6 separate regions of the Homo sapiens genome follow, and all the other regions are linked to region 3. Evidence: chromatin loops called from intact Hi-C (ENCODE). Cell type or tissue: PC-9. All regions are shown on one strand.

Region 1 (5,000 bases), 250 kb after region 3:
ATCTTCACAGGTCCTCTAACAATGGTCTCTTAGTAGAATTTCTTCTCTCTTTGTATAGTTATATTAAATTTCTGTGCTTCCCTCCTAAGATGAAATCATCTGTTTATACCCCTCCAACAACTCAGAAGTGAGCTTGTATCCTTTCTCTCATGCCTTTTGTCTAAGAACACCAAAGCGCTTCGTTATTTTATTTTACCAACCCCATGAAGTCAGTGGTATATCAAAAGCTGGACGGCTGATGAGATAACTAGACAGAGAGCTCTGGACAGCTGACCAAAACTTAGTACCCCTCTAGGTCCTTAAAATCAGTCGGAAAATCAGCCAAGCCCTATTTACAGGTCTTGAGTGTTTTAAACAAAAACAAAAACAAGAAAACCTTCCCACAAAGGAACTTGCACACACACACACAACTGTACTTTTCAGAAGGTGGAAATACAAGGGATCTTGTTCTTTTCGTTTTTCAAGAGTTTAAAAGCCCGGCACATCTGCATCTTGATAACAGCTCCAGAGGGCAATCTGATCAAAGACACAGAAAATCCCTCCTTTAAAGATGTGCACCTTGTGACACTCCAAGGAGGAGAGATATTTAAAGTAAAACCTGCCCTGCATCATTATCACTGACTTAAGGAAGAGATTAAAAAGCCCTTGGCTTCATGTGGCTTTTCAACATTTTGCTGTAACCCCAGGGCCATAGATGCTGTTCGTGAAATTCTTCTACTCATCCCTACTAAGAGTGTCACAGCAGTATAAACTCATACACAAACACGCACACATCTCCACTTCCATTCCCATCCTTCTCGCTTTGGTGCCCATGACCCAAAATGTGGACACAATGTTACAAAAAGCAAAGTCATGGGGCAATGCGGGGGGAGGAGGGGAGAGTGCAAAGGATTGAAAGATCCAGAAAAGCAAGAGTGTGAGAGGTAGCCGGCTCGTCTGCTATTGTAAAGCAAGCATTCATTCGGGTGGGGGCACAGAATGCAGAGGTAGAAATAAAGCAATCCTGACTGCCCACTCTGCCATCCCATTCTGCTTCTCTGCCCTCCATCACCCCATCCGCCCCTGGAGGACCACCTCCGAGCGAGAGGGCGCCACTTACGGTTCCCTACCCTCACCCTTGAGGGGAAACAAGCGAAATGGGGTTGGAATGAAGAATAGGGCTGAGCAGTGGGTGAGGGTCACGCCGGGCTCCAGGTGGAGACCCTGCCGCGGGTGGCCGCGCCGAGGCACGGGGGACGGCCCAAGCGCGGGTGAAGTGGGGATCAGAGGAGGGTCTCGCCCCCACTGCTCCCGAGGGAGGCTCCGGTTACTCACATTTTCCGTGTCCCGCTCGTTCACCGTCGGCAATGGCGTCCGGGCCGACATTTTGTGCGGGCAGCGGGGTCTGGCCGGGGTCTCGCCGGCCGGGCTGTGGTGCGGGCCCCGGGGGGCGACAGGAAAGGGGTGCGGACGCGAGCACAAGGCCGGGGCGAGCGGCTCCCGCAGGCCGCGGGGCGGTGCAACAAGCGGCCCCGGCGGGGGAAAGAGGGAAGAGGACGCGGAGGAAGAGGAGGGGGAGCCGCTTCCCGCGGCGGCGCCGCCGGGGTATGCGGACAGTAACGAGGGAGGGCTTCGGGCGAGGCGGTTGCCCGGCGCTGGCGGGGCGGCGAGGCTGGCAGGATGAGGCGTGGAAGGGGAGCCGGGAGGCGGTGGCGAGCCCCGCTAGGCTCTCCGGACCATGGGTGAAGGTGAAGCCGGTGCCTCAAATCACTGCCTGGCTCGTCCTGGCGAGCGCCTGGGCGTCAGGAACCGCGGCCCTGACAGCGTCACCCGCGCCGCGCCCCGTTCTCCGCCTCAGGTGTACGGCGCCGCCCGACCCAGCCGCATCCACGCGCCCGGGGCCCAGCGGCGGCGGCGCCCGATCCCCCGGCGCGAATGTCTCGGCTCGGTCCGCGCGGTCACAGCCACCGCCGCCGCCGCGCCTCAGTCAGGAGGAGCGGCCCGAGCCGGCTGCGCGCGGAGCAGCGGGCGCGGCACGCAGCGCCCAGAGGCACTTGGCGGCCGCCGCCGGGTGGGCGGGCGCCAGCCGAGGGGGCCTCTCCATTCATTCCCTCATTAGGGATGCGGGGCCGCCTCCTCCTCCTCCTCCTCCTCCTTTTTCTCCTCCTCCTCCTCCCGCGCTCTCTTGCCCGCCTGTCCCTGTGTTTATTTTTGTTTCGTGCCCCACCCGCAGAGTTTACGGTCGTCTAAGAGCCTCTGGTGGTTTTATTTTTATTCGTGTTTGGTTTTTGCCGGGTTGAGGGTGAGAGAGAGCTGATGTGAATCAGTGGCTTTTTTTTTTCTTTTTCTTTCTTTCTGTTTTTGTTTGTTTGTTTGTTTGTTTGTCCGTTTCATTGGAGAAGAATTGGATTCAATCCTACCCTGGATCCTACCCCTCCTTTTCTCCTACCTCGGGACTTTTACCATTCTTAAATTCTACTCCTCCTCCCCCGTTTCCACGCTTTCTCAATCCCTATCCTCGCCTGAGCCCTCTGTCAGTCTCCTTCTCTAGGGAGCCGTTAGGTTCAGGGTCACCCTCAGAGTTTGGCAAAAAGCACAGAAGCCCCTAGAAGCGCCAGCAGCCTAGGGAGGCGGCTGGAGACTCAGTACAAGTGGGTCTCAGCCCCCGACGGCGCGGCCTCTTCGGGAATGGGGCCGGCGGAAGACGTCTCGCTCTGGGCGCCCTGCAGCACCCTCGGAGTGGGTGAGACCCGCGAGTCACAACATCTACACTGGCTGATCGTCACTTCCTGGGACACAAGGAAGTGTCACTTAGGCGAGCCTGTTTAGGGAGGATGGAGAGCTGTGTCTGATTTGGGCCCTGTCCTCCCTCTTCCAGGTGGCTTCCTCACACTTCCACCCACCTGCCTCAAGACATCCTGTAGGCACCCGCGTCTGTAGTGCATTGTCCAGGACCCATTCGCCTTTTATAAGCAAGGCTGCATTTTTTTTTAATCTCATTTGAGAGCTTACATTTTGCACATTCAGCCTGTAGAACGAAAACCTTATCGTCTCTCTATTCTTCTTTGCAACATTTCTTTTTCACTTCCTTTCATGGATGGGCAGGAAGACAAAAGGAATGAAAGATAGGAGCGGATACATTGATTTTCTGAGCTGCTTCAGTATGCCTCCAGTGGAATTCTTATAATGGTGGGAAATTTCTCGTCTCTTCTGAATTTCCTCCATTTGAAAGAAGAATCCCTGAACCAGATGGTTTTTATCCTGACTCATTAAAGGTTGTTTCTGAAAAGTTAACACTTGACCCTTGAAGCATGGGTCCAAAAGACCTGAAAATAGCAAACACAAAAATCCTTTGAGGAAAGAAGCAATTCTCACCCAGTCTATATTCACTTCTAGAACACCATCTGTGTACTTATTTCTTTAGCATTTTCTCTTGTAACCACTTACCAATTTCACAAAGCAAATGAAAAAAAAAAAAAAAACAAGATCCCTTTGGTGGTCATCACCACTTCTCAAACAGAATTTAGGCAGCGGAACTGCAATGCTGCCTCCTGAACTATGATGTGTTACTGAGAATGTCAAGCATTTACGTGCCCTCTGCAGAAAATCCTGAATCACCAAGATACATTGAAGTTGCAAGGGCATAATCCTGTATTTTTCTGGTTATTTTCTGGTTAACTATTGCGACGGCTGCCTGTAGGGGCTGCCATCACAGTGTCAGCGGCATCACTGACTGCTGCAGCCACACAAGGGTACCTAGTGTTGCAATAGTACCTGAGTTAACCTAGCAATAAACAAGTAGCTGTGAAAAGGCGTTCAGCCCCATTGGAATATGAATCATTCCTTCAGCTGGTAGTATGTATTTTGCTCTTTAAAGTATACTCACATATTTTTCTATCTTTATAATCGTGGTGACCCTGACAGGCATATTTATTTCCATTTTACAAAATTCCACTAAGTTAACTTGTTCAAGATCACAGATGCACCAGGTTAATAAGATACAGAAGAAGATAACTGAAATATGTGGTGCTGTTCAATCTTGCACCAGTCACAAAAACCATAGGTTCACCCCATAAGATATAATGGCTAATTCGAGACAGAGCTTAAAGGAGAGCCCCAGATTCTGGCACAGTGGCTTCCACAGATTTTAAAGTGTCTGTTAAAAGCCATGGACAAATCCCTTAGCTATATTTGCTACACAATGCTCACTATTTCACATATTGAAATTTACGGAATATCACATAATAATAGGAAGGGATATTTATTGTTTAAGTCAATCCCCAAGAACACTTCTAACAGTGAAACTACATTCAAAGAGAGTCATTACTAGGTAGCTCGAATCCATAATTCTAGCTAGCCAAATTGTTTTTTTGGATAGAACAATTCTATCCAAAAGAAAATGCCATTCAAATAATCCTTATTAATACCTAACAATTTTAAGCTTGGTATGTAGTGAAAACTAAGTGAAAATGCACTTTGCCCAGGTTAAAAAAAAAGTCACTATGTTTTTCAAAAGGAAATACTGTCTGTCCCTATATGAGCTCTTCTCCCCTTAAAATGGCATTAGTAGATCCTTAAACATGGGAGAGGAAAAAAAAATGACATGAGGCATTATTGTGATGGAGTCAATACTGTTTAACCCTAGTCCTTAGAAATGAAAATGCTCATGAGCAAAATTTTTTTGTGTTACTATATATAGCTTCTGTGTCTGTGACTATGGAGAAATGACAAAGGGAATATTTTAAGGCTTTGAGTAATTTTTTTTTGGGTTATTAACCAAATGTGGCATGTTCAATTCACAGGTTCCTAACTTAATGTGTTAGGGTAATGAAAGTTTTGGAAGAAAATTGAAGTACTGACAAAACAAAAGGGAAATAAAGATCTAAAAGGTGCTAAACCTACAGTGAAAAGTGGGAAAAGAGCATTGCCTACCGTCAGCCCTATGGAGTAGAATTTTTTAGAACTACCGGGTCCAGTACCAGTTACATGTGACTACTGAGCTCTTGACATGTTGCTTGAAT
Region 2 (5,000 bases), 87 kb after region 3:
CATTAAAATGTGTATATAAACATTGATTTGAGTACCTGTTTTCAATTCTTTGGTTACATCCCTAGGAGTGGAACTGCTAGATCACAGAATAAGTCTACACTGAACTTTTTAAGGAACTCCCAAATTGTTTTCCACAGCAGCTGTCCCATTTTACATTCCCACCAGCAATGTACAATGGTTCCAATTTCTCTACATTCTCGCCAACATTTGTTATTCGGTTTGTTTGGACATTTTTTGGAGTAGCCGTTCTAGTGGGGATGAAGTGTGCCTACTTCATACCACTTCACTGTTATCTGGTGAAATCTTAACTCATCCTTCTGTGCCCAGTTTTCATGTCACCGTGATTTGAAAACTTCCCTGAGTTTACAAGCTCACCGCTGAGGAGTGAACTGCCTGAGCTCTGTGCCCTGAAGCCCCCCCGGGGGCGGGGGGAGCCAGCTATGTCAGTGTCTCCCTGGGAGGCTGTGCCCTTCTCTAGGGCAGGGCTGCACTGTATTCATTTTCGCATCTCTACTGCTCAGCACAATGCCTGACGCATAATGAGTGCCCCCAAAATATCTTCAAGTCCTAGTCCTTGAGCTGAGGTTTCTGCAGTATCAGTTCACCAATGGAGAGGGACATGATGGCTTCTTTGTGCTCAACTGGGACCCAAAGCAGAGATGAATCGTCCTAGCAGGGCTCTAAGCCTGAAAGACCCAACTTTATAGTTTTACCCCTGCCTGTATTCTGCTCCAGAAGCTGCTGACATACCTTTAAAGAGGATGATAAACCTAAGCTCCCAGGCATGGAGACTGAATGGCTTCAGGTGTAAGACGGCATTGGGCAACACAGATAAATAGACAATAAATCAGATGGGGCCCGTGGCCTTTGGCCAGGACACAGTAACTTCTGTGACTTTATTCTGGGTGGCCTTGTCCAGGCCAGCAGAGCTTCCGGCAGCAGCTTCGACTGTTTCCATGCAGAGACACCTGGGAACTGCATCTGCGCTTTGATTTCCGCGAAGGAAACTGTCATTTTCTCCCATATTCATTCTTCCTAACCCCATCTCCCCGAGACAAACGGCAGAATGTTTTGAAGGCCCCAGAGTACACTGATAGTTGGCTAGACGAGAAAAATTCAACGAGCGCCTATTTATGTATTTGTTGCGCTCCCAGGCTCGGGAAATAACCTTGGGAATATTTGGGAGAGTAACCCAAACATTTCTCAACTAGTGGGATATCCTGGAGGGGATGTTACTGGAAAACAAATACACTGGGTTGCAATTTCTTTCTTTCCAACTGGGCCACCTTCTCCAAGTCACCTGCCGCGCTAACGCTTCAGTATTCCCATCTGTAATCAGGAAACTGATTCCTGATCTTACATAAAAACCACCGCGGTAGGAGCCCCTTGAGAATGTTCTTAAGAAGCCAGGAGCGCAATAGCAGGCACAGCAGGGACCACCCAGCGCAACCCCCGATTTAAGTTTCTATCACGACTCGCAACTCGCGGCTTCCCTCCGGCGAGGGAATGGGAGCGGGGGCGGAGGGGTCGCAGGTGCAGCCCGGAGAAACTGGGTGAGTCGATGGTAAGGACCCGGCTCCCGCTCCCCCGCGGGACACCACACCCGCGCCCCCCGGGCAGTGGTGGCGCAGGGCCCCTACCTTGCCGTACTTCTTCAGCTTCCTCCGGTACCTCTTCCTGGGCTGCTCGCTCGGCGCCGGCTCCTCCAGTGGCTCGTAGCGCTCGGGCAGGAGGGCGAAGTGCACCCTCCGCGCGCCCCGGGTCCCCGGGCCCCGCTCGTCCGCCGCGCTCGTCCCGCTCTCGGCCGCCGCCTCCGCCTCGTCCGCGTACTCCAGGTGCTCCAGGATGGCGGCCGCCTCCTCGTCCCCCTCGGTTCGCCCTCGCCCTCGGGGCCCGCGGCGCAGGAGGCTGCTCTCCGCCTTGCTTCGGAGCCTGGCTCCCACCGTCATGATGTCCCGGCCCCTCTGGCGAAGGTCCGAGCGCAAAGACACCAACCTTTGGTCCCCGCCCGCTCCTCCGCCCCAGCCCGGACGGGGCGGGGGATTGGGGGGGCCGCAGCGCCCCCTGGCCGTGGGGCCCGGGATAGCGTTGGCTCCGCTCCGAACTGGCCTACCAGGCGGCGGGCGCGCTCCGCCAGCCCCGCCCTTCATCCCACCTGCCGGCCAAACTGTGCAGACTACGGCGCGCACTGCACAATGAACATGCAAAACACCTTCAACTGCACTTGCTACGAAATTAATGACCCCAAATAATAGGACTCCATCTGCTCATGTTCAAATTAGCAACGATGGAAAATGATACTAGAGATCACGCTCAGTGCTAGGGAGGGCATGGCGAGATAGTCACGGTAACAGGATTCGTGGGAGTGCAAATTGGTGGCAAGGTTTTGGAGAGACGATCAGAAAATCTTTATCGTGAGTCTTAGGAAACGTCCGTATTCTAGGAAATATTCGGAAACGCAAGACAGTGTGTCCACGGTGTTCAACGGTCTGACTCAGTGAAAAAGTGGAGCAAACCAACAGGGAGGCGCAAAGGAAATTCTGGTGCAGACATGCCAGCATATGGCGCAGTCTTTAAAATCATGATTTTCAGGAATATCTCTCTGTGAGATAAGCATTATCAGTGTACTGTGAATCTCAACAAGCTGAGAGTGCCCTATTTTCTTAAGTGGGTAAATGCCTTTGAATTCTGGCTAATGTAGAATTAAGGGCCGAAAGCAGTGGCTCACGCCTGTAATCCCAGCACTTTGAGAGGCCGGGAGGATAGCTTCAGCCCAGGAGTTGGGGAACAGCCTGGGCAACATAGTGAGACCTCCATCTCTAGAAAAAAAAAAAAAAATTAGCCAGGCGTAGGGGCGCACACCTGTGATCCCAGCTATTCAGGAGGATCGCTTGGGCCTGGGAGTTTGAGACTAGCCTGGGCAACACAGGGAGACCTCATCTCTAGAAATAGAAAAACAAATACAAAAGTTTACCTGTAGTCCCAGTGAGGTAGGGAGATCGCTTGATCCTGGAAGGTGGAGATTGCAGTGAGCTATGATTGTGCCACTGCGCTCCAAAGGGGTCGACAGAGTGAGATCCCATCTCAAAAAAATACTTAGGTATAAAATAACATAGATTGTTAGATACACTGATATTTTAACATTAAAGTTTGTGATTAAATTTAAGAATAACGTGTATATGTTGGTATAAGCACATACAATGTTTACGACAATTTAGTTCACTAGGATGCAAAAGAAATTAGTTTTGTGATTCCAACTTAAAATGTGAGCCAGCATGGTGACTTTCACCTGTAATCCCAGCAACTCCACAGGCTGTGGTGGGAGGATCCCTTGAGGCTAGGAGTTCTGAGCAACGTAGGCCCCATTTCTAAAAAAGTGAAAATGTGTGGCTCGGTGCGGTGACTCACACCTGTAATCCCAACACTTTGGGAGACCAAGGCGGTGGATCACCTGAGGTCAGGAGTTCGAGACCAGCCTGGCCAATATAGTGAAACCCTGTCTCTACTAAAAATACAAAAATTAGCCAGGCATGGTGGCGTGCTCCTGTAGTCTCAGCTATTCGGCAGGCTGAGGAGGAGAATCGCTTAAACCCAAGAGGCAGAGGTTGCAGTGAGCGGAGATCGTGCCACGGCACTCCAGCCTGGGCAACAGAGTGAGACTCTGTCTCAAAAAAAAAAAAAAAAGTAATCAGCTAATTGATTTACGCTTTTATTTAACTTATGTAATAAGGTAATAAGTAATGACTTATATTTAATCTTAAAAACATAGAGTCTTTATATGTAAAATAGTATATAAAATTTATGTACAATTCAATTTCAGGTGAAATGGGTATGAAAATGAATTTAACTTACTATATTTATAAGAATTACTTAGAGTTTTGTTATAGAATTGAAGTACTTGAAAAGAAAGTCAAATATTAAATTTGTAAAAGTTGCTTGAAATGTTTAGGAGAATTAACTAAACAGTAAAAGTGCCTCCTTACAGTAATTGTAAAATTTTATCGGGTGAGTAAATAGTTTAAAACAGTATGTAATTTGAATTTAAAAGGTTAAGAGAAAGTAGATTTGTAGATTTGTAATTTTGCTAAAGCAACTATTACTTTATAAACAAACAGAGACCCTTGTAGTCCCTTTTTTTTTTGTACAAAACCGACCTCAAAGAACCCTAGGCTGCTTATCAAATGGTGATATAGTTTGGTTCTATGTCCCCACCAAATTTCATGTTGAATTGTAATCCCCACTGTTGGAGGTGGGGCCTGGTGGGAGGTGATTGGATCATGAGGGTGGCCCTTCATGAATGACTTAGCACCATCCCCTCAGTGCTATCCTAGTAATAGTGAGTGAGTTATCGCGAGATCTGGTCGTTTAAAAGTGGGTGGTGTGCACCTCCCCCTTCTCTCTCTCATCTTCCTTCTTTGGCCATGTTTGCGTGTTTCCCCTTTACTTTCTGCCATGATTGTAAGTTTCCTGAGGCCTCCCCAGAAGCAGAAGCCATCATGCTTCCTGTATAGCCAGCAGAACTGTGAGCAAATTAACCCTCTTTTCTTTATAAATTACTGAGTCTCAGGTATTTCTTTATAGCAGTGCAAGAACGGACTAATACAAATAGAGACGAAGGTAGAACATCCATGGGCCTAAAATGTGTTTTTGTCAGTACAAAATACTGTTCAAATATCACAACAACATTTAGTTTGCCTTTAAAGGCAAAACACTAGAACAATTAAAAATTGATCTCCAGATTAAGTCTCTATAACCAGTGAACAAGCAGAATTTAAGGAGATGTAATCAGAAACTGTCTTTATGTTGCATTCCCTTGTCTCTCTACAAGTTATTCTGTTCAGAGAATGAGTCTCTTGCTCCTCGGTGAAAACTTAGGTAGTCTTGTAGGGTTTTTTGTTTGTTTGTTTGTTTGAGACAGAGTTTCACTCTTGTTGCCCAGGCTGGAGTGCAATGGTGCGATCTTGGCTCACGGCAATCTCCGCCTCCCAGGTTCAAGTGAT
Region 3 (5,000 bases):
TTTTATACACACACACATACATATACATATATAAGGTGGTTATATGGATTATATTGTAGGGAGGCAAAAATCACCTCTACCCTCTTAGGGTTTTTTGGCTGGGCCTAGTAATTAAATTGACGTAAGATAGATCAACAGGAGAAATGCATACATATTTATTTAATATAACTTTTACGTGGCACTGGAACCTTCATGACAAAATGAAGATGCAATTAGAGTTGAACACTTACATTATATGCAGAATTGGGCAAAGATGTGGCAGGACTAGGGTACTTAACTAGGTAGAGAGGGACAGGGAAGATGAGGATTGGCTTGACAGGGTTTGTACAGATTTCCCTCAGCCTCAACTTTTTGTCCTTGATGATAAGCATGACACTTTCCTTCTGGTATTGGGAGACATCTTTTACACAGGAATTTCATCTCCTGCTTTTAAGAAACGGAAGGGCAGAGTGATCTTCTTGCACCTCTGTTTTTCAAGTGTTCTTAACTCAAAAAAGTCAACATGCTGGAGCGGCATATTTTGGGTTCATGTGATCTTAACTCCTTCAATATTACATATACACGTATAACATGATATGGTTTGGATCTGTGTCCCCACCAAATCTCATATCGGATTGTCATCCCTACTGTTGGAGGTGGGACCTGGCGGGACAGAATTCAATCATGGGGGTGGATCTTTCATGAATGGTTTAGCACCACCACCTTGGTGCTGTTCTCATGATAGTGGGTGAGTTCTTGCGAGATCCGGTTGCTTAAAAGTGTCTGGCACTTCCCCTTCGCTCTCTTGCTTCCGCTTCTGCCATGTAGGAAGCTGGACCCCCTTTGCCTTCCACCATGATTGGAAGCTTCGGGAGGCCTCCCCAGAAGCAGAAGCCGCTATGCATCCTGTACAGACTGCAGAACCATGAACCGCTTTTCTTTCTTTCTTTCTTTTTTTTTTTTTTTTTTTTTGAGACAGAGTCTCACTCTGTTGCCCAAGCTAGAATGCAGTGGCGCAATCTCGGCTCACTGCAGCCGCAATCTCCGCCTCCCAGATTCAAGCAATTCTCATGCCTCAGCCTCCTGAGTAGCTGAGATGACAGGCAGTGCCACCATGCCCGGTTAATTTTTGTATTTTTAGTACTGATGGGGTTTCGCCATGTTGGCCAGGCTGGTCTTGAACTCCTAACCTCAGGTGATCCGCTCAACTCAGCCTCCCAAACTGCTGGGATTTCAGGGTGTAAGCCACCGCACCCAGCCTAAACCTCTTTTCTTTATAAATTATCCAGTCTCAGGTATTTCTTTATTGCAATGTGAGAACAGACCAATACATATATCCAGACAGATTACAACTTTTTGACTTTATGATGCATTTATTGGGAGGTAACCCCATGGTAAGTCAAGAAGCATCTGCACACGGGAGGGGATGTATGTAGAGCTATATAAAGGTTGCAGGCCCCTCCGTGAATAGGGAGGCCATCTGTATTCTTTATCTTTAAGGCACCATGCCTGTCTCTGCTGCTACCTACTGATTTAAGGTTTGAATTTCACAGGGCAATCCTCTGTCCAGGTCTCAAGGTAGGAGGCATTGGGGTACGGGGCCTCACTACTGCCTCCATAAATCAACAACATAGACTGTGAGTCTAAGGAATTCGGAGAAACAATCGTCTTGACTTAGGAACTAAAGAAACCTATTCCTACTCCCCTGGCTGCTTCGCTTGGGCAGGAGGCATAAGAGGTCTGAAGTCTCTGCAGGAGGCAGAGCAGGGCAGGGGGTAGGGACTAGCCCCATAACTTTTCTCCCTCTGCCGCTGATGACCAGGCCATGTCTGGTCCTCCTTCAGTGGCAAGCCAGCCCCTCCAACCCCCTCCCGGGCCTATAGTGGTGCTTCAGCAAATGCAAATGATTCTCCAGTACCTAACCGGGTCTTCAAAACTCAGAAATCTCCTACAGGGCATGACCACAGCTAGAGACTAAAGTAAGGAGGTCTCCATGGATGCACTGGGTTCTAAACCATCCTTTAGGAAACTGCTGCTTTGTGGAAATAAACGCCACGGTCCAACCAACCAGTTGAGGATAACTGCGTGTACACAACATGTGTAAGGAATGGAATCGCCATGTCCTACTCAGGACTTATTACAAGCACTCCTAGCCAGTAACTTATTGCGAAGAACTACAAGACAACCACAGCGGGTGGCTAACCTCCTGGTAGATCGTGACCTCCGATGGGGTGTGACCCAGGAAGGCAGCTACTGTACTGGGAAGTAAGGATCAATGGGTACCCTGGCCTGAGATGCAGCCAGGAAGGCTGGGCACCTACCACACGAGGGCGCTGCGGACCCAGGAATGGAAGCCGACCCAGCCGCGCTGTGCTGAATGGACCCTGGCTCTCCAAGTATCTTCCGTTCAATTTTTTGTGTGTGAGAGCTAAAGAATTTAAGATTTCCAAGACACATAACGGTGGCAATTCTGCGTCGTTATTATGACAGAAGGCAGGGAGTCTGACAAATTCAGTTAGTCATCTATTCTCACTGTTAGACAACCGCAAGGCCGCGTTTAAAAGAGCAAATTGTCTGGATTCGTAAGAATCGTCCGCAACACCCCCAAATGCCGGCTCTAGTTACTTCCTAAAATATTAATCACCACCTATAATCATATATATTCTCAACCTAATCTGATCATTGTCAGCATTTTGGTGTAAAGCATTATTTGCAGTAAAAAAAATACTATGCTAATTAAGTTTAAATGCAATTATTAATTCAGTTATTTAAAATAATAAATTATATACTATTAAAATAAATTTAATAATGCATGAAATTAAAATTTCCATTACATTCTACTAGACATACAAAGAGTGAAATACGCTATTCAGCAAGTTCCAGTGTCTTCTCAAAGGAAGACATACACGCGACCAACAAGCACATGAAAAAATCCTCAATATCACTGATCACTAGGGAAATGCAAATCGAAACCACAATGAACTACCATCTCACACCAATCAGAATGGCTATCACTAAAAAGTCAAAAAATAACAGGTGGCGAGGCTGTGGAGAAAAGGGAATGTTTATATACTGTTGGTAGGAATGTAAATTGGTTCAACCACCATGGAAAGCGATCTGTAGATTTCTCAAAGAACTTAAAATAGAACCATCATTCAACCTAGCAATCCCATTACTGGGTATATACCCAAAGGAATATAAATCATTCTACCACAAAGACACATGCACGCGTATATTCATCACAGCACTGTTCACAACAGCAAAGACATGGAATCAACCTAGATGCCTATCAACAGTGGACTGGATAAAGAAAATGTGGTATACATACACCATGGAATACTATGCAGCCATAAAAAAACACAGATTATGTCCTTTGCAGCAACATAGATAGAGCTGGAGGCCATTATTCTGAAAGAATTACTGCAGGAACAGAAAACCAAATACAACATGTTCTAATGTATAAGTAGAGGCTAAATGTTGAATACACATGGATACAAAGAAAGGAACAACAGACACGGGAGCCTACTTGAGGGTGGAGAGTAGGAAGAGGGTGAGAATTGAAACACTATAGGGTACTATGCTTATTACCTGCCTGACAAAATAATCTGTACACCAAACCCTCAGCAACACACAATTTACCTATATAAAAAACCTGCACCTGTACCCCTGCACCTAAAATAAAAGTTGGAAAGATAAAAATAAATAAGTAAATAGGTAGAGAAAAAGATTCCGGGGTCTTCCCTAAACACAAAATCAGCTCGAGACGCTTAGTGCGCCCCCTGCTGGTAATCAACCTTTCCGCAGTCTGCCGAAATCCAGGCCCCAATGACATTTACTTAGAGTGATGGGATAAAACTATGGAGTTTTCAAGATGAAAGAAGCAAGGTAAGGAAGAGGAAAAGGCAAGGAGAAAGGGGAGTACTATACATAAGGGTTCAGCTCTGAGGAAATAATCCTGAGGATTTGCTATGAATGAACGTGTGCACATCTTGTAAATACTAAATTAGGACTAGAGGGTTTTCCATCACAAGCAGCACCCAGAGAGAGAAGTGAAATAAGGGTGGGGCGGGTGGGTGTTGTGGAACACACAACTGAGGGTGTTTGTCTGTTTGAAACCTTCATAGATCCATGTAGGCATTTGCCAAGCAAAAAAATTGGATGTATGAAACTTAAAAGTTGACTACTAATGGAGAGTCTCCCTCCCTTTTTTCCTGTCTCTCTCTCCGTAGATGCATACGAATGTGTGTACACACACACACACACACGCACACACACGGGTCTATATAGACACACAATTGCATGGCTATATCCACACAGACAGAGGAAGTAGATACAGATGTGAAGAATATATATCTCTACCTATATAGTCCATCTCTCTATGTATAGCCAGAGAGAGTGCACAGTCAGGTGAGAATGGAGGCCAAGGTGAGTTCTTAAATACCAGCTGACCACAGAAGTATAAGACCGCTGAGAGTGAGGTGGAAAGAGCCTGCATGGCCTGCCGTGGCAATGGGCTATGAAAGACATCACTTGTAAGACCACAGATCAGAGCAGCAGTTCAAATTAGATCCAGGCCACCAAGCCTTTGGGATTCTGTTCCTTGAGCCTCCTGCCACCACCATCCCAGCCCCTTCATCTGCTTAATCTCTGTCGCAGGACTGGCGCCTCACTTTCACTGCTCCTGGTTTTCTACTCATGTGTTTATAATATTGTGTTGTACGCACAATTGTTAGAAACAACTTTAAACTATTTTGTGATAAGTCGAGGGAATATGTAAATAAGACTATTCTGTTTCTAAATCCATAGCAATTTTTCTGACTTGATATCAATGACTCTACATGATTATAGAAAGCTCCAAGTCACCTCCTGGAGACTGGCTAAATATACATGGGACATATGTGCAATAATCATTATTCGGGTATTAAAAAAGGGTGCTCCCAGTCTAGACAACATGATATAACCTCGTGTCTCCCAAAATTACAAAAATTAGCCAGGTGTGGTGGTGTGTGCCTGTGGTCCTA
Region 4 (5,000 bases), 560 kb after region 3:
GGTATAATAACTGAAAACTGCCAGCTATTTTCAAGATACTCAAGTGGTAATGGTGCACCTAGCCCAGCAGCAGCCCTCAGAAGAAGCCAGGGTGCTCTCTCCACGTAGGCCAGTGTGTTAGTCCATTTTCATGCTGCTGATAAAGACATACCTGAGACTGGGCAATTTACAAAAGAAAGAGGTTTATTGGACTTACACTTCCACGTGGCTGGGGAGGCCTCACAATCATGGTGGAAGGTGAAAGCCATGTCTCACATGGCGACAGACAAGAGAAGAGAGCTTGTGCAGGGAAACTCCCCTTTTTAAAACCATCGGAACTTGTGAGACTCATTCACTATCAGAACAGGGCAGGAGAGACCCACCTCCATAATTCAGTTACCTCCCACCGGCTTCTTCCCACAACACGTGGGAATTGTGGGAATTACAATTCAAAATGAAATTTGAGTGGGGACACAGCCAAACCATATCAGCCAGGTACAAAAAATCCATCTTCAGCTTTTGCCTCCTAAAGCTGTCCCATGGTTGGGCTGCACTGTCTTATCCACAAACGGGACAGAGGCCTTTTCAGCAGCAAGCTGGATCCTACTCGTGATGATGCACATGGACTGAGCCACTGGAATACCAGGTGGCACCAAGGACTTCTACTTATCAGGGTCAGCGGTCTGAGAGCCTGGACTTTTTCATAATTGCTGGAACTGGCTGGGCTATTTTGTGCGGATCTTCGGGGACTCCACTCACCTGCGTTCCAGGAGCGAGACTCTCTGAACACCCACTTCACAGTGGCAGGGAAGGGACGGGCTGGCTCTCAGAGCCATGGAGCTTAGCGCAGCCACCACAACGACGATGATGGGGGAGACTGCAGGCAAATTCAGTGTCAACTTTAGTAACAGGGTGGGGGAGGCAAGTTTTGGTGGAAAACCCAAGGTCCCTGGTGGAGCACCTTTAAGCAGTGAGGTGCTTTTTTTGTTTTACATTTCAGGCGTGGCTTGGGAAATTACCTTGTCAAATGATATTATTTTTGGATCACTAGCTTCAAAGGGGCAGTGTTAGAGACTGTGGGCCCCATTATTGGGGAAGTTTTCCAAAACGCTAATTAGTAGGCAAATGCCCTTATGACACAAAACAAAATGATGAGCTTGCATCTTGTCAGCCACTGAATGTGTGCTGATGCTCTATTAGGCTTCCCAGAGCATTGTTGTTTACAGCCCTATTTCTTGCCTGAGCTTTCTGGAACTGGCGCTGGAAATCATATTTTGTTGTAAAACCTAATACTAGCTCATTGTGATCCAGCCTAGAGAGGGCATTTCCTAATCTCCACTATACCAATATTTTCATCAAGTTATTTGTGCTTAGACTTGAGACTTCCCTGAAAAATCTGGCACTGGAGTCACTTCAGATGGACTCACACTCTTTATTCTTGGTTTGTATTTCTGCAGCCCTTCTGGAGCAATACTGTGGCAGTGTTGTACAGGATACATTAAAGCAGAGAGAGAGAGATATGAGAACATCGAGGGTCTAGTCTTTCTCATGGATTCTGACCCACAGGCCATTTCCTCATTCTTCCTCAGACCCCTGATTTTAGAAGTGAAGGACCAGAGTTCCTCTGTAAATTGTCCAGGGACTGTGTGAATGTATGTTGCTTTAAATGTATTATCTATAGTATTGGCATGGTTAGTGAAAATCCACTTATTCTTTTTAGAGCTTGATTTCTTTTCTGGAAAAGGAGGAATTTCACTCAAATGATCCCTGTAGTTCCTTCTGTTTCTGTTAAGATTGAATCATCCTGTCAGTTGGCTTCAAGAGGATTATGACATGTGTAAGAAGGAGATTGTTGATCTGTACAGACAAGCAGTTCTAGGATCTTTGCTTACATTGTCTTGCACTTAGTACTACAGTTTCTTAATTTGTAGATTTATTAAAAGAAATTTGATTTACCTGAGGATTTCTCCCATCCACACCTCCAGCAGTTTTCTGTTTTGAATTTGCTTCATAATATGGTAAAATTTACTCTGGCTGGGGGCAAAATATTATAGCTAAGCTTAAAACAATACATTTTTACCTCTTTATAATTTTAAGGATATTATTTGGTTTGGGTTATTGTCATTAGAGGCTTTTTGTCCTTGTATTGAATCTGATATGTTGAATACTGTGCCTTAGTCACAAAGAAGTTACTTTAGAATTACATGTGACCAGGAGCTTGCAGTTGGAATAGGTATACAGCTGCTCCCCCGTGTGGTTGTGGATCCAAAGAGCTTGTGGAGCTTGTATTAAGAGCACAACACCATTGCATTTTGTGACAAGTTAGCATCGTTCTTTTTTTTTTTTAAATTATACTTTAAGTTCTAGGGTACATGTGCACAACGTGCAGGTTTGTTACATATGTATACATGTGCCATTTTGGTGTGCTGCACCCATTAACTCGTCATTTACATTAGATATATCTCCTAATGCTATCCCTCCCCTGACTCCACACCCCACGACAGGCCCTGGTGTGTGATGTTCCCCACCCTGTGTCCAAGTGTTCTCATTGTTCAATTCCCATCTATGAGTGAGAATGTGCAGTGTTTGGTTTTCTGTCCTTGCGATAGTTTGCTCAGAATGATGTGACAAGTTAGCATCATTCTTGAGAAGCACAACTAAAAGTTTAGATCTAGAATTTTATGGCACTTCAAACTCTAATGATGATATAATAATATTATCGTATTTTCTAACCTATTTTTATAATATGTAATGCTCAGTTGTACATATCCAACTTTACCATGGCAAACTGGGAGGATATATTTTTAGTACCACAGTAACAGAGAAAGTTGGAGAAGTAGAAAGGACATAGAAAATAAACTGCAGTAAAGAATGATGGAAGATTTTGGCTTTTTGCTTCTTTATTCCCCCGTCTTCAGTGGATGAAACCGGAATAAAAATCCACATCAAGTTTTATTCTCAAGTTTCATGTAAATAAAAATGTACATGTATAAGATGGCTAAGCAGGTTAGGGATATCATAATTGATTATGGAATCATTTTTCTGAATTTGCTTCCAAGCAAGTGACATCTATTTCCAATGCTTTTGTCATGGGTAGTCCTTTTGGGACAAAATTCATGTTTGCTTCTGAGATCACTTATAGTCCATTTGTTGGGGTAGCAGCAGCTTGATCATAATCTGACACCGAGTTTTAGGCCCAACTAAGAAGACTATGATACAGTGGTATTCTGTTCTTATATCTCTTTAACTTGTACTTACCATGAATATGTCAGCCAGAATCTTGAACTATTAAATCTTAGTATTACTTAAGAAAAAACATTACTAAGGACTGAATATACTAGCTTTAGGTTGATTGTTCATTGTTATACAGTTTCAGGTGTAAGAATAGATAATATATTATTTAAGAGATAGGGAATGCTGTTATTTACTCCTATATTCTATTAGTGGACTGTGCTACATGTGGAGGTGAAAAATAATATAAGCCATAGGCTTTGCCAACAGAGGGCGTCTCATCTAGTGTGGGAGAAATGCAGTCACAGAATAAACAGGTAGCAGGGAGTAGTAAGACTTTTAATTGCAGTAAGTTTGAAAGAAGGTTAGGAGTCAGGATAGGATGGGTTTGCCAGAGGAACTGGAACTTCTGATGGAAAAACAGAAAGGAGAGGGAAAGTATTTTTAAAGGAGTTCTTGAAGAAATACCTCAAGAATACTCTGGCTCACATATTCAAATACAGTGGTCATCTTGTAGCTGTAAATCGACTCAAAGAACTACAGAAAGATTAGGCCGGAATAAAGTGACAATACAGTAGTTCTTTTGGAGAAAAGGGTTTTCACTGAATATGAGATTAGAGTCAAATCTCAAGTAAAGACAAGCTTCCAAAGAGCTAGTACAGCTACCCACAGAGATGAGCAGGGTGATAGAGTGGAAAGACCACCTGAATTAGGAATTAGGAAGCCTAGATTTTAGTTTGGGCTCTGACACTAATTCTATGGCTGGAGCACATCCCTTAACCTCTCCGAGACTCCATTTTCTTTATTATAAAATTAGAATTTGGACCAGTTGGCCTCTAAATGTCTTCCATCTTTGACTCTTTGTCTTTTCTGTGCACATAAACATCAGATCTAATCCTTGTTAGTGGCATTATTTTGAAAACATGGGACAGAAACATAGGAACAATATTCTTTATTGAAAAAAAAAAGAAAAGCAACTTTTATAATATTTTTAGGATTTACTGATTAAACATAGTTTTGGAAGTGTGATAAGAGGAAGGAATCTATTTGTATAGATGCTCAATTATTAAAACAAATTTTTTTGAGAACATGCCCAAATAAGGGCTGTATTCCTTTCCTGAAGCATTATATTGATTCTTTTTTATTGCATTGAGATGGAGATTTTAGGATAAGAGTCAGAGACCAATCAAAGAGTTTTGGACCCTCCTAATTTCTTATCAAAAGCAATGCCTAAATAATATTCCTATATAAGCTGTCCTCTTCTAAGCTCCTACCTGAAAGTGGATCTCTAATCACTTAGAAGGTCCTGTGCCTCACAGTTGGTATAATTGGAGTCTCAGTTGTTGGAGGAAACCATCGGGTAATGTTGTCCTCAGCTTACAGCAAGCCATCATGAGGAGTGATGTGTTGGGTAAACAAAGACTATCCTACAGCAGAAGTTGTGGAACCAGGGAAAAATTTAATTACAACTAAGTTTTACCTTCATAACTTTTATCTTTGGGGGATAATTTTCTAATTTATCTGTAGAAAAACAAACATTAAAAACAACAAGCTAGATACAGAATTCCTTAAGAAAAGTAGAGCTTTAATAAAATGAGATTTTGCCAATGTTATGTTCTCCCTATCTTTCGGGAGATGGTGCAGCCTCCTTAGCTTATTTTGCTTGAGAAAAAAGTTCCAAATCTGTTTGTTTCCTAATATCCCATTGCAAAAGAAAAATAATTGCATGACTGTCCCAGAGGTTTCAGGCTCATTTTGGGGTATTTCTAAAGATTCCCTGTAACCCATAT
Region 5 (5,000 bases), 660 kb after region 3:
AGGCTGGAGTCCAGTGGCACGATCTTGGCTCACTGCAACCTCTGCCTCCCAGGTTCAAGCAGTTCTCTGCCTGAGCCTTCGGAGTAGCTGAGATTACAGGCCCGCGCCACCATGCCTGGCTAATTTTTGTATTTTCGGTAGAGATGGAGTTTCACCATCTTGGCCAGGCTGGTCTTGAACTCCTGACCTCATGATACACCAGCCTCGGCCTCCCAAAGGGCTGGGATTACAGGCGTGAGCCACCGCACCTGGCCATGAATTTTATAGTATGTAAAGTATGCTTTAATAAAGCTTAAGAATGAGGCTGATCTATGTGTAGTGATTTGGAATAAATCATAACACATAAAGTGAAAAAAATCTAGGCACAGAGCAGAAGATAGAGATACTCTCTTTTGTATAAACATATGTATGTGCTGACAGAAGAATTCATTTTTTCTGGAAAGATTCAGAAACAGCTGTAAACAATGACTGCCTCAAAAAAAGGTTCTGGATACCTGGAGTAGGAAAAAGCCTACTTTTCAGTGTACAAGCTTTTCTACTATGAATTGTTCACTATGTCCATCTATTACCTTTCCAACTCAAAAAAAAAAAAAGGGAAAAACTGGGAATATAATCATCAGTGTAATCATGTGCATTTAACTACAATTTCTTAAATTTTAAGTATCTACACAATTACATAATCCCATTTCCACTGAAAAGGAAAGCAGACTCAGAATGTGAGAGTGATTCTCTTCATTCCTTTAGAAAAAATACATTTCAGGCTCCCCTGCTAAACACTGTCCATCTTTGGATCCATGATACCTTAATACAGCCCAATAAATTCTCATAGAAAAAAAGTCAGAGACTTTACTTCTAAGTATCAATATTTAAGAAAATCTAGTTAATATTTTAACTGTATGATAGAATTGTTTTGAACTTATATTTTAGTCCCCCAAAAGACTATTTTAGCATATTTTATTTAACATATATAAACGGTTCTTAATCATCCACATTATTTTTCAATTTTTGAAGAAAAAATATTTCACTTTAAAACACTAAAAAATTTTAGAAAGCATTCTACCTGTTGATCAAGTATTCATCCTTGGTCTTATGATGAAACACAGGAATTGGAACACCCCAAACTCTTTGCCTTGATATACACCAATATGGCCGCCTGTCCATCATTTCAACCATGCCATTCAGTGCTGATCCAGGAATAAATTTCACCTTTTTTAACAATTCCTGCAATTAATTCATAAATCAAGTCTTGTGAGAGAAAGCAGAACAAGTATTCTAGAACAGTCAATTTTCCAAATGCATTTGTTTCTTTTGGATGTTTGTAGCCATTCACATACCTCCCTTACCCTCCCCTCAAAAAAACAACTAAAGAACTAAAAGATTTCAGAGCAAATAAGGCAAAGTAAAAATGGAGCCGCGAAGAACTTAATAAATAATATCGGGAGCAGTGATAATATCAGGAGCATTGTTGCATTTTTTAACAATGTTACAAAAGATTTCATACCAATTTCTAATTTACACCAACCCTAGATCAAAACTGGTAATAAAAGCTTTCATAGAACTATTATACTTCACTAAACTATAGTTAAAATCAATTCAAACTTGATTTCCACCATTTTTTAAAATGCTTAAAAAATAAATTACTATCGTAGACTGCCAAAAAAAGATTGCGATATACCTAATTTTACATAATATAGTTTACAACACAGAAAACACTTTCTCAAAATAAGCCCAAGTATGTGGTTCAAACCTGTAATCCCAGCATTTTGGTAGGCTGAGGTGGGAGGATCACTTGAGCCCAAGAGTTCAAGGTTGCAGTGAGCTATGAGCATGGCAGTGCACTCCAACCTGGGCGACAGAGCAAGAGCCTGTCTCTAAAATAAATCTCTCTCTCTCTCTATATATATATATCTATCGACAAATGGCTAACAGTTACTTCCTCTCAAGAAAGCTCCCTTCCTCCATTCCCAAAATAAGGTTGAAAACTGCTACCATTTGATTTAATTTGTCAACTAGCAAAAGATTAACTGTATAGCAAAAATGTTTACTAATAGTCTCCAAAAAGGTCAAAATGTTAACTTCATTTTAAAAAATCTTTCTATCCATTAATAAAAGCATTTTTACATTTTCAAAGAAGGTTTAAATGGTTTCCTCACTCACCGTAACTACCAGAAGTCCCCTCCCACAAAGCTCTCTGTAGCACCACCTATTGGCAGAATGGCAAAATCTCTACAAATCAATTTGATTAATACCATACTTGGTTTAAAAGTCTAAGAAATGTGAATATTGAATAGATATTTGATTTTGCTAAGGAATAACTATTACTTTTTAAAGGTGGTGATAATGGCATGGGAATTATGCTTTAAAGAGTTTGGCCGAGCATGGTGGCTCACGTCTGTAATCCCAGCACTTTGGGAGGCTGAGGAGGGCGGATCACCCGAGCTCAGGAGTTCAAGACCAGCCTGGCCAACATGGAGAAACTCCGTCTCTACCAAAAATACAAAAAAATTAGCCGGGCATGGTGGTGCATGCCTATAATTCCAGCTAATCAGAAGGCTTAGGCAGGGAATTGCTTGAACCCAGGAGGTGGAGGCTGCTGTGAGCCAAGATCACATCACTGCACTCCAGCCTGGGCAACAAGAGTGAAACTCCATCTCAAGAAAATAAATAAATAAATACAGAGTTTATCTTTGGCTGACACCTGTAATTACAGCACTCTGAGAGGCCGAAGCAGGCAGACTGCTTGAGCTCAGGAGTTCGACACCAACCGGGGCAACTTGACAAAACCCTATCTCTAGAAAAAATACAAAAATTAGCCAGATGTGGTGGCACAGGCCTGTAGTCCCAGTTACTCAGGAGGCTGACGTGGGAGGATAGGTTGAGTCCAGGAGGTGGAGGTTGCAGTGAGCTGAGATCACACCACTGCACTCCAGCCTGGGTGACAGAGCAAGACCCTGTTTCAAAAAAAAAAAAAAAAAAAAAGAGCTTATCTTTCAAATATATGTGCTAAAATATCGCCGGGACAATATATAATATGGAAGAAATAGTGCCTGGAATTTGCTTTAAAATAATCCAATTGTTAAGGGGTAAAAAGTAGGTGGTCGGGCCGGGCGCGGTGGCTCACGCCTGTAATCCCAGCACTTTGGGAGGCCGAGGCGGGTGGATCATGAGGTCAGGAGATCGAGACCATCCTGGCTAACAAGGTGAAACCCCGTCTCTACTAAAAATACAAAAAATTAGCCGGGCGCGGTGGCGGGCGCCTGTAGTCCCAGCTACTCGGGAGGCTGAGGCAGGAGAATGGCGTGAACCCGGGAAGCGGAGCTTGCAGTGAGCCGAGATTGCGCCACTGCAGTCCGCAGTCCGACCTGGGCGACAGAGCGAGACTCCGTCTCAAAAAAAAAAAAAAAAAAAAAGTAGGTGGTCGGAGGGGTGTAGATAAAAACAAAATTAACCAAAAGTTGATTATTGTTGAAACTGAGTGATGGGAATACGACAATACATTATCCTATTCTCACTACTTCTACAAAGAACAATTTTTAACTTTACAAAAAAGTTAAAAAAAAAACTTGGCTTAAATATATTGCGTCAGACTTAGATGTTCTACAACCAAAAATCGGTGCAGAGCTGCAATTTACAAATTTTAACATTGACAAATAAGGAAGAGAGGCTTTAAATGAAGAAAAAACCAAAATGCACTATATATTATAGTTGTCCACATTACACAAGTATAGAAAGTATAAACTGCTATAAAAAGCTTTGGCAAGGACCCCAAATTGCCAGGCCAATAAATGAACCAGCTAAATACAGTAGTATCTTTCAAACTGTAAAGCAAAATATCTATATATTCAACCTGGTTAACACATATATATTTAAGCTCTTTCATTAAATAGAATCAAGTTGTGAGAGATGTTTACACACACACACACACACACACACACATATATATATATATATATATATACCCATATAGAAAGATACATATTAAATGAAAGGGCTCAAATATATATTAAGTATTTAAATACCAATTATAAGTATTTGTTAGCTCCAAAGCAACAACTTTGTATATTTTTCATATTGTTAGTTTTTCTTTTTAATATGCTTCCTTTGTAAGCAGAACAGTAACTTTTTTAATTGATTGTAATTTCAATCTTAAGGAAGCAAAGGGTTTAAAAAAGTTTTACTGACTGCTTATTATGTATCAGACCATATTCTGGAAACTCGAATTTCCTTACTCCATGAGATACGCATTATTACCACTTTATATAGATGAGGAAACAGAGGCAGTGGGAGGTTAAACTAGGTAACACAGTTCTGTCCAAATTCTATGCAACTTTGACTACACTGGGCAAGAAAGTCTATCTACTAACAGTGTGATGTGGACAAATCACTCAACCTCTTTATGCCTCATTTCTCACACATGTATAATGAAAAAATGGAAGTCCAAGGTCCTTCCAGATCTAAAATTCTACAATGTTATGAAACTAAATCATAATAGCAGCAATCCCTATTACTCCTGAAACCCCACCTCAACCTCACATGCAGCCCCTTTATACTGAGGGAATGATATGCCCGACCTGTTAAAACAGGATGCTTTTTATACCTTGGCTGCAGTCTTAATATCCGTGATGTTTATAAACCACTGCTTGCTGGCACGAATAACCACAGGTTTCTTGGTCCTCCAGTCATACGGATAGCTATGCACCAATTTCTCCTCTTTCAACAAATTCTTTGCAGTCTGAAGCATCTTTATAACTTTAAAAAAAAAAACACCAAATTAGACATAATTAAAAAGTACTGTGAAAATCCTAAAAATGCTCTAAACTTCCAGAAAATACTAAATCTGCAGCAACAGGTGGCAATAAGAGTAGTCACCTTGCCAGCCACAGTGGCTCACACCTGTAATCCCAGCACTTTGCGAGGCTGAGGCAGGCAAATCACGAGGTCAGGAGTTCGAGACCAGCCTGACCAACATGGTGAAACCTCGTCTCTACTAAAAATGCAAA
Region 6 (5,000 bases), 400 kb after region 3:
CAGAATGCTTGTCTCCAGTAAACTCATCTCTCTTACAGAAATAATCACTGCATTATAGAGTTTGATGTATATTTGAATTACAGTTTGATATACAGAACTTTCTCAAAATGGGATCATACTATAAACTGTTATAAAACTTTGTTTACTTTTAACAACATAACCATAATGTCTTTCCACATCAGTGTCTATAGATCTACTTCACTCTTTGAAATCGCTGCATATCATTTTATAGGTTGTTTTGAATTTAACCATTGCAATGGTTTGAATCTGTACCCCAAAAAGCTTGTGTTGAAAACTCAATCACCATTGTAAAAGTATAAAGGGGTGGAACCTTTAAAACATGATTAGTTCATGAGGGCTTTGCTCTTATGAATGAATTTAATGTTGCTATTGCTGGAGTAGTTTCCTTATAAAAAATAAATTTGGCCCTCTTCTCAATCTTTCTCTTGCCCTCTCTTGCCCTTTCACCATGGGATGATGTAGCAAGAGAAGCCCTCTCCAGATACTGGCCCCTTGATCTTGAACTTTCCAGCCTCCAGAACCATAAGCCAATATATTTCTGTTCATAATAAATTACCCTGTCTGTGGCATTCTGTAATAGCAGTACAAAATGGACTAAGACAAGGATGTTCCTATAGATAGGCATATAAATGTTTCTAACTCTTTGCTAACTCGGCAATGCTACAATTTTAAGACACCTGTGAGCCAGAACTGCTTATGAGCTTTTTGAAGAGGACTGCCCATCTGGAGGAAGAGAAAATAGAGATATCATCAGGAATATTTCCTTGAATCCTGGGAGCAAGGAACAGATTAGATGCTAAGTGACAATGGGCCAGTGCCTGGATATTAGGAAATTACCTGATAAGCTCTTTGCCATCAATCTATATGGGATCACTGGGTTCCCCCACATTTTACTGAAATTCAGGCAAGATTAGGAGTTGCTATCCAGGGTTCCTGCACAACAAATTGGATTAATATTTCAAGTCACATCATGGACACAGAAATGTAGTAACATGACGAGGGTTCCCTCCTACTTGCTAAACCCTTCTTCTGCCAACATATTCCAAGAGAAAGTGAGCTGCCTGCTAACACAGAAAGGAGCTTCCCACAGGGGCTATTCAAGAGCTGAGGCCCTGGATAAAGATTGAGAAAGCTCGAACCCTAGAAGAAGGAGGAGAAAGCCTGGAACAAAGTAACCGCAAGGTCAGGTGGTGTTAGTGTTCTCATGGGTGAGGCTGTGTTGACAGAAAGTTACACATGGTACCTCTGACTCCAGGAGTGCCAGCAAAGGAGGTCACAGAACACATCCAGTGGCAGCCCAGGGATAGCACCATTATGCACCTTCCTGTGGCCAGAGCCACAGATGCTATCAACAGGGGTCAGGTCATGAGCTCCATGAGGACAATGACCCCATTTTAATCGTTTCACTAAACCCAGAGATGAATTATTGTTAAGTGGTTGTTCAGTTGAATGTAAATAACAAAAGCAGCTCAGCCTTGGTCTACAAGCATCACTAGCCCCATGCACAATACCATGCTCCGGAGAGCCAGGGGTTATACAAATGAAATTGGTGAGAAAAAGTGGCCACCGATGGGGAAGCTTGGTCGGGGCAGAGCTCGGCTTAGGTTTATTTGCTCAAAGCAGAGGCAAGGCATGGGAGAGTAGGGGTACTTGTTGTCAGCCAGAACCTGAAATCCTGGGCTCCGCTGAAGAATTAAAGGAGGGCAAATGAGAAGGGGCAAGGCTTGACCTCGTCTCAGATGAACACACTCACACTTCCAGCATTATGGCTGCTCAGAAGCATCAAAAATGGAATTAATTTTCCTCTGGGAAATCTCAGCTGATTCTCAACTTACAGGAGAGAGGAGAGATAGCAGACCTGCTTTATAATCCCTCTCAGAAGTTTCTGGATCCCTTTTATTTCTGGTAAATATGTATAAGGAACTAACCAACAATGTTAGCTAAACAACAAATGGATAGGAAAAGAAAGTTCCAGAAAGTTTTAAATTGTAGAAGTTGATGTTCAGATTGCTGTCTTCCATACTTGGTGCAAATTTTCCTGAAGTAGCCAGTTAATACATAGGGCTCAGAGAACGGAAAGATGACAACTATTTTATCAGCAGCTCTTCAAATTGCCACAACTTTCCCCAAAAGCAGTGTTTATTACTATTCTTCTAACTTTTAACTTGACAAAAGACTCTTATATGGGGATCTCAAAGCTCCTAAATAACAGTGATGCTTGACATAAAGACAGTGAAAGGAGAGTTCAAAGCTTTGCACAGATACTCCTTAGTGCTTTCCATATCCCATGATCCTTCTGATGAAATCCCAAAGTCCATAGAGTCTCCAGCCTGTGTTACCACTTCAGGGCCTCTCCATCAACCTCTTACAAATATGAACAAAGCCCCTGGGCCCCCAGGTGACTGATCCACTGTCATATACTAGTTTGGCGCCTGGGCAAACAAAATGTTCCATGGCCAAGAGGACTTCTGTATCTAGTCCAACAACAGTCACACACTGACTGTAGGAGACCTTCCAGCTATACTGGAACCTCTGTCTTTATTCCTTCAGAAGCAGGGTGCACCCACAGGTTTCTGGCAATTTCTTACCCAAGGACCCAGGGCAACCTACACCCACCTACACTCAGGGCCACCTACACCACCTTGTGGTTAATCGTAAGGGAGCATGAAAGAAGAGCACTGCATCCTGCCTGCGATCAGGGCTTGCTTGTATTCCTGCTCTCTGGGACCACTGCCTCAGACCCCTCTACCTGTGGAACCCTGAGCCTCCGGGCCACTGTAACCTTACAGACATAGCTAAGACCACTGAGCCTTGCTATTCTCCTTGGACTTGCCACATTCTACCTACCCCATCTGTCTTATCTTTTCAGTTTTTCGAGTCCTGGATTCTCAGCATATTTGTCTGTCACCTCAGGTAACTACCTGCCTGACTTTGTTAAATTCACCTGAATCCTCAGACTCCCTGGCCTCACACTACTTTTAATCACAGCAGTGTAACCTGGAGAGGTGGAGAGGGATAGAGTGACAGGTGCCTGTCAGCCAACATTAAGAATGTCCCTTGCCCTCGAAGAGTCACTGGGGCTGACACAAACAAGACATAGCAAAATGAATTGGTATAGGCCAGGGTGCCATAGTTGAGGTCCAGCCCAGTTCCTAGTCTGGGGTCCCCTCTTATTCCCATAGCAGGGGACTTTTGATTCTTACCTGGCCCAGGCTTATCTCCATCTGCAGAGCCTATGCTGGAGTAGGAGAGATTTAAAGTATCTCTGCCTAATCAAGAGTCAGAACCAATCACACTCACACTCGCCACTTGTCCAACCTCGGGACCTAAAATTCTGCCTCACTTCCAAAGACCAGTGCCCACTCTGGGTCCTGTTTCTGATATCTGGGACCTGGTCTTCCCTGTATCTTTGCCCATGTCATGCCATTCTGAGTAAACCTTGTCACTCCCTCTCCCAGGACCTGGAATGACCAGGATTCTGGTTAATCAGCTTGTGTTCCTTTAATCCTGAGCCTTTCTTAGAATCAGAGACAAAAAAAGAGAGCCTGGTGTGGGTGTGTTGAGAGGGTGTGAGGTGAGAGTGTAGGTGGCATGATCAATCCTACAGTAATGTGTGCTCCCGGCCCTGTGAGCCTGCTAGCCGCTTTCACAGCTGCTGACTAATACCTTCTCCCAGCCTCATCTTGGGAATATGATCCCTTTCACATGCACTCAGTGAGTGCACTCGCAATGACCCCTTAATTGGAAGTGCCAGGACCTCTGAAAATAACCTAGGGAGAGACAGAGCTAGCCAGCCTGGGATAATGCAGTTTCCTAGCACTTGCCACTGGCTCAGCTTAAACTGACTCCATGTGGAAGATTTGGCTACTGTGCTTTAGAGAAAGTGCCTCAAGTCTTGCTTGTTTTTGACAAATGGGCTCCAGAGTGGCTGGGCCTGATCCTAACATTTGGTTTGCATTACACATACATTGCACAAATCTATCTGCCCTGAGGGAACTGCTCTCTATTTTTAGGGTGGCTTCAATGAGAAGGCAGAAAGAGTGAAGAGAGGAATCACTATTTGGACTCAAACATGGCCAAATTGCTGATACAGCAGATAATACTTGGGGCCGACCTGGTGATCTAGTCATCTTAGAGTTCATGAATCAAGGAAGGAAACGCCTGGGGATAGCCTAGCAGGGAGAACGGAAGTCAGGCTCTCAGAGACAACATAAGGAAAATACTAAGCCCGGAAGTTCTAAAGGGGATCATGGTTAATAGAAGGTGAAAGTTTTCAGAGTAATTTAAATATGATTCTAATAATGTAATCCCAAACAATCTCAATGATGATTTAAGTGGGGCTGGGACAAGTAATTTGTGTGTGTGTGTGTTTAGTTGATATTTGCTGCATTAAATTCTTAATGTATACCTGATACCGTGCTAAACTCTGTATAAACATTTCCACATTCAATCCTTAAGGCAACTATATTTAGTAGGTACTCTTATTACACCCATTTTACAAATGAGAATACTGAGGTTCACAAGGTTAATTGGCCAAGGTCATACAATTGGTAGATTTCCCAAATCTGGATTTGAAGCTAGACCGTCTGACTCCAGAGCCCGTGCTCTTAACCATTACCTACATGAAAGAGAGGCATAGTCCTGACAGAACAATACCAGGATGCATAAAGCCTTCTAGATTAAGCTAGAAGTTATGAAAATACTAAACAAGTTATATCCAAAACAATACTAACACAGTAAGGATAGGCCTACTTTTTGGAGGCAAATGGTATAGCCCAGGATAGCAAATAGGTTTCAACATGCATAACAATTCCAGTTGACGGGGCAAGGCTACCTGGAGCACAGTGTTACGGAAGTATCTGAGACAGTGTCCAGGCTGAATTGGAAAGAGTGCTGAGGCTGATTACCAAAATCTGTGATGGATGAAGGAGAGGGGAAGGATGGCAGATGTGCTATGTATTTGCCATTCATAACAGAAG

What was found. Peaks named below come from ENCODE experiments on the same cell type or tissue, not always from the same donor. Only the 100,000 strongest peaks of a DNase experiment are listed, where the experiment ranks them.
Region 1: a loop joins it to region 3, with 4 times the contacts of the local background. A loop is called at or near these places in 8 of 110 quality-filtered maps.
Region 2: it touches region 3 in a loop (8-fold over the local background); 92 of 110 quality-filtered maps call a loop at or near these places.
Region 4: a loop joins it to region 3, with 16 times the contacts of the local background. A loop is called at or near these places in 22 of 110 quality-filtered maps.
Region 5: it touches region 3 in a loop (26-fold over the local background); 6 of 110 quality-filtered maps call a loop at or near these places.
Region 6: a loop joins it to region 3, with 2.6 times the contacts of the local background. A loop is called at or near these places in 3 of 110 quality-filtered maps.

The regions. Positions count from the first base shown.
Region 1 is chr1:220,525,188-220,530,187 of GRCh38, reverse strand. MARK1 (microtubule affinity regulating kinase 1) reads right to left here and starts at 2,052. Exons shown (of 18, transcript NM_018650.5): 1 at 1,315-2,052. The coding sequence starts at 1,365. RefSeq lists a silencer at 1,689-1,988. In PC-9, no CTCF peak of the experiment used is centred here; no DNase peak of the experiment used is centred here; H3K4me3 peaks cover 2,791 bases.
Region 2 is chr1:220,687,352-220,692,351 of GRCh38, reverse strand. C1orf115 (chromosome 1 open reading frame 115) reads right to left here and starts at 1,989. Exons shown (of 2, transcript NM_024709.5): 1 at 1,641-1,989. The coding sequence starts at 1,949. RefSeq lists a silencer at 1,919-2,158. In PC-9, CTCF peaks have their summits at 1,824 and 2,027; a DNase peak (open chromatin) is centred at 2,071; H3K4me3 peaks cover 1,153 bases.
Region 3 is chr1:220,774,199-220,779,198 of GRCh38, reverse strand. The region is part of intron 4 of MTARC2 (mitochondrial amidoxime reducing component 2); the gene reads right to left. Among named protein-coding and RNA genes, the nearest start is that of MTARC1, 10 kb to the left of the region's middle. RefSeq lists a silencer at 3,686-3,840. In PC-9, CTCF peaks have their summits at 2,101, 2,305 (motif pointing right), 3,525 and 3,738 (motif pointing left); no DNase peak of the experiment used is centred here.
Region 4 is chr1:220,216,066-220,221,065 of GRCh38, reverse strand. All of the region lies in intron 2 of RAB3GAP2 (RAB3 GTPase activating non-catalytic protein subunit 2), which reads left to right. Among named protein-coding and RNA genes, the nearest start is that of SNORA36B, 18 kb to the right of the region's middle. RefSeq lists enhancers at 486-555, 916-965 and a silencer at 1,116-1,195. In PC-9, CTCF peaks have their summits at 2,249 and 3,439 (motif pointing right); no DNase peak of the experiment used is centred here; H3K27ac peaks cover 844 bases.
Region 5 is chr1:220,110,535-220,115,534 of GRCh38, reverse strand. IARS2 (isoleucyl-tRNA synthetase 2, mitochondrial) reads right to left here. Exons shown (of 23, transcript NM_018060.4): 11 at 4,598-4,749; 12 at 1,061-1,221. It overlaps LOC105373475 (a long non-coding RNA gene), which reads left to right and starts at 2,943. Exons shown (of 2, transcript XR_922613.3): 1 at 2,943-3,094; 2 at 3,415-3,958. RefSeq lists an enhancer at 693-862. In PC-9, CTCF peaks have their summits at 1,997 and 2,196 (motif pointing left); no DNase peak of the experiment used is centred here.
Region 6 is chr1:220,369,236-220,374,235 of GRCh38, reverse strand. No RefSeq gene overlaps it. Among named protein-coding and RNA genes, the nearest start is that of RAB3GAP2, 99 kb to the right of the region's middle. In PC-9, a CTCF peak has its summit at 2,674 (motif pointing left); DNase peaks (open chromatin) are centred at 3,665 and 4,035; H3K4me3 peaks cover 469 bases; H3K27ac peaks cover 2,923 bases.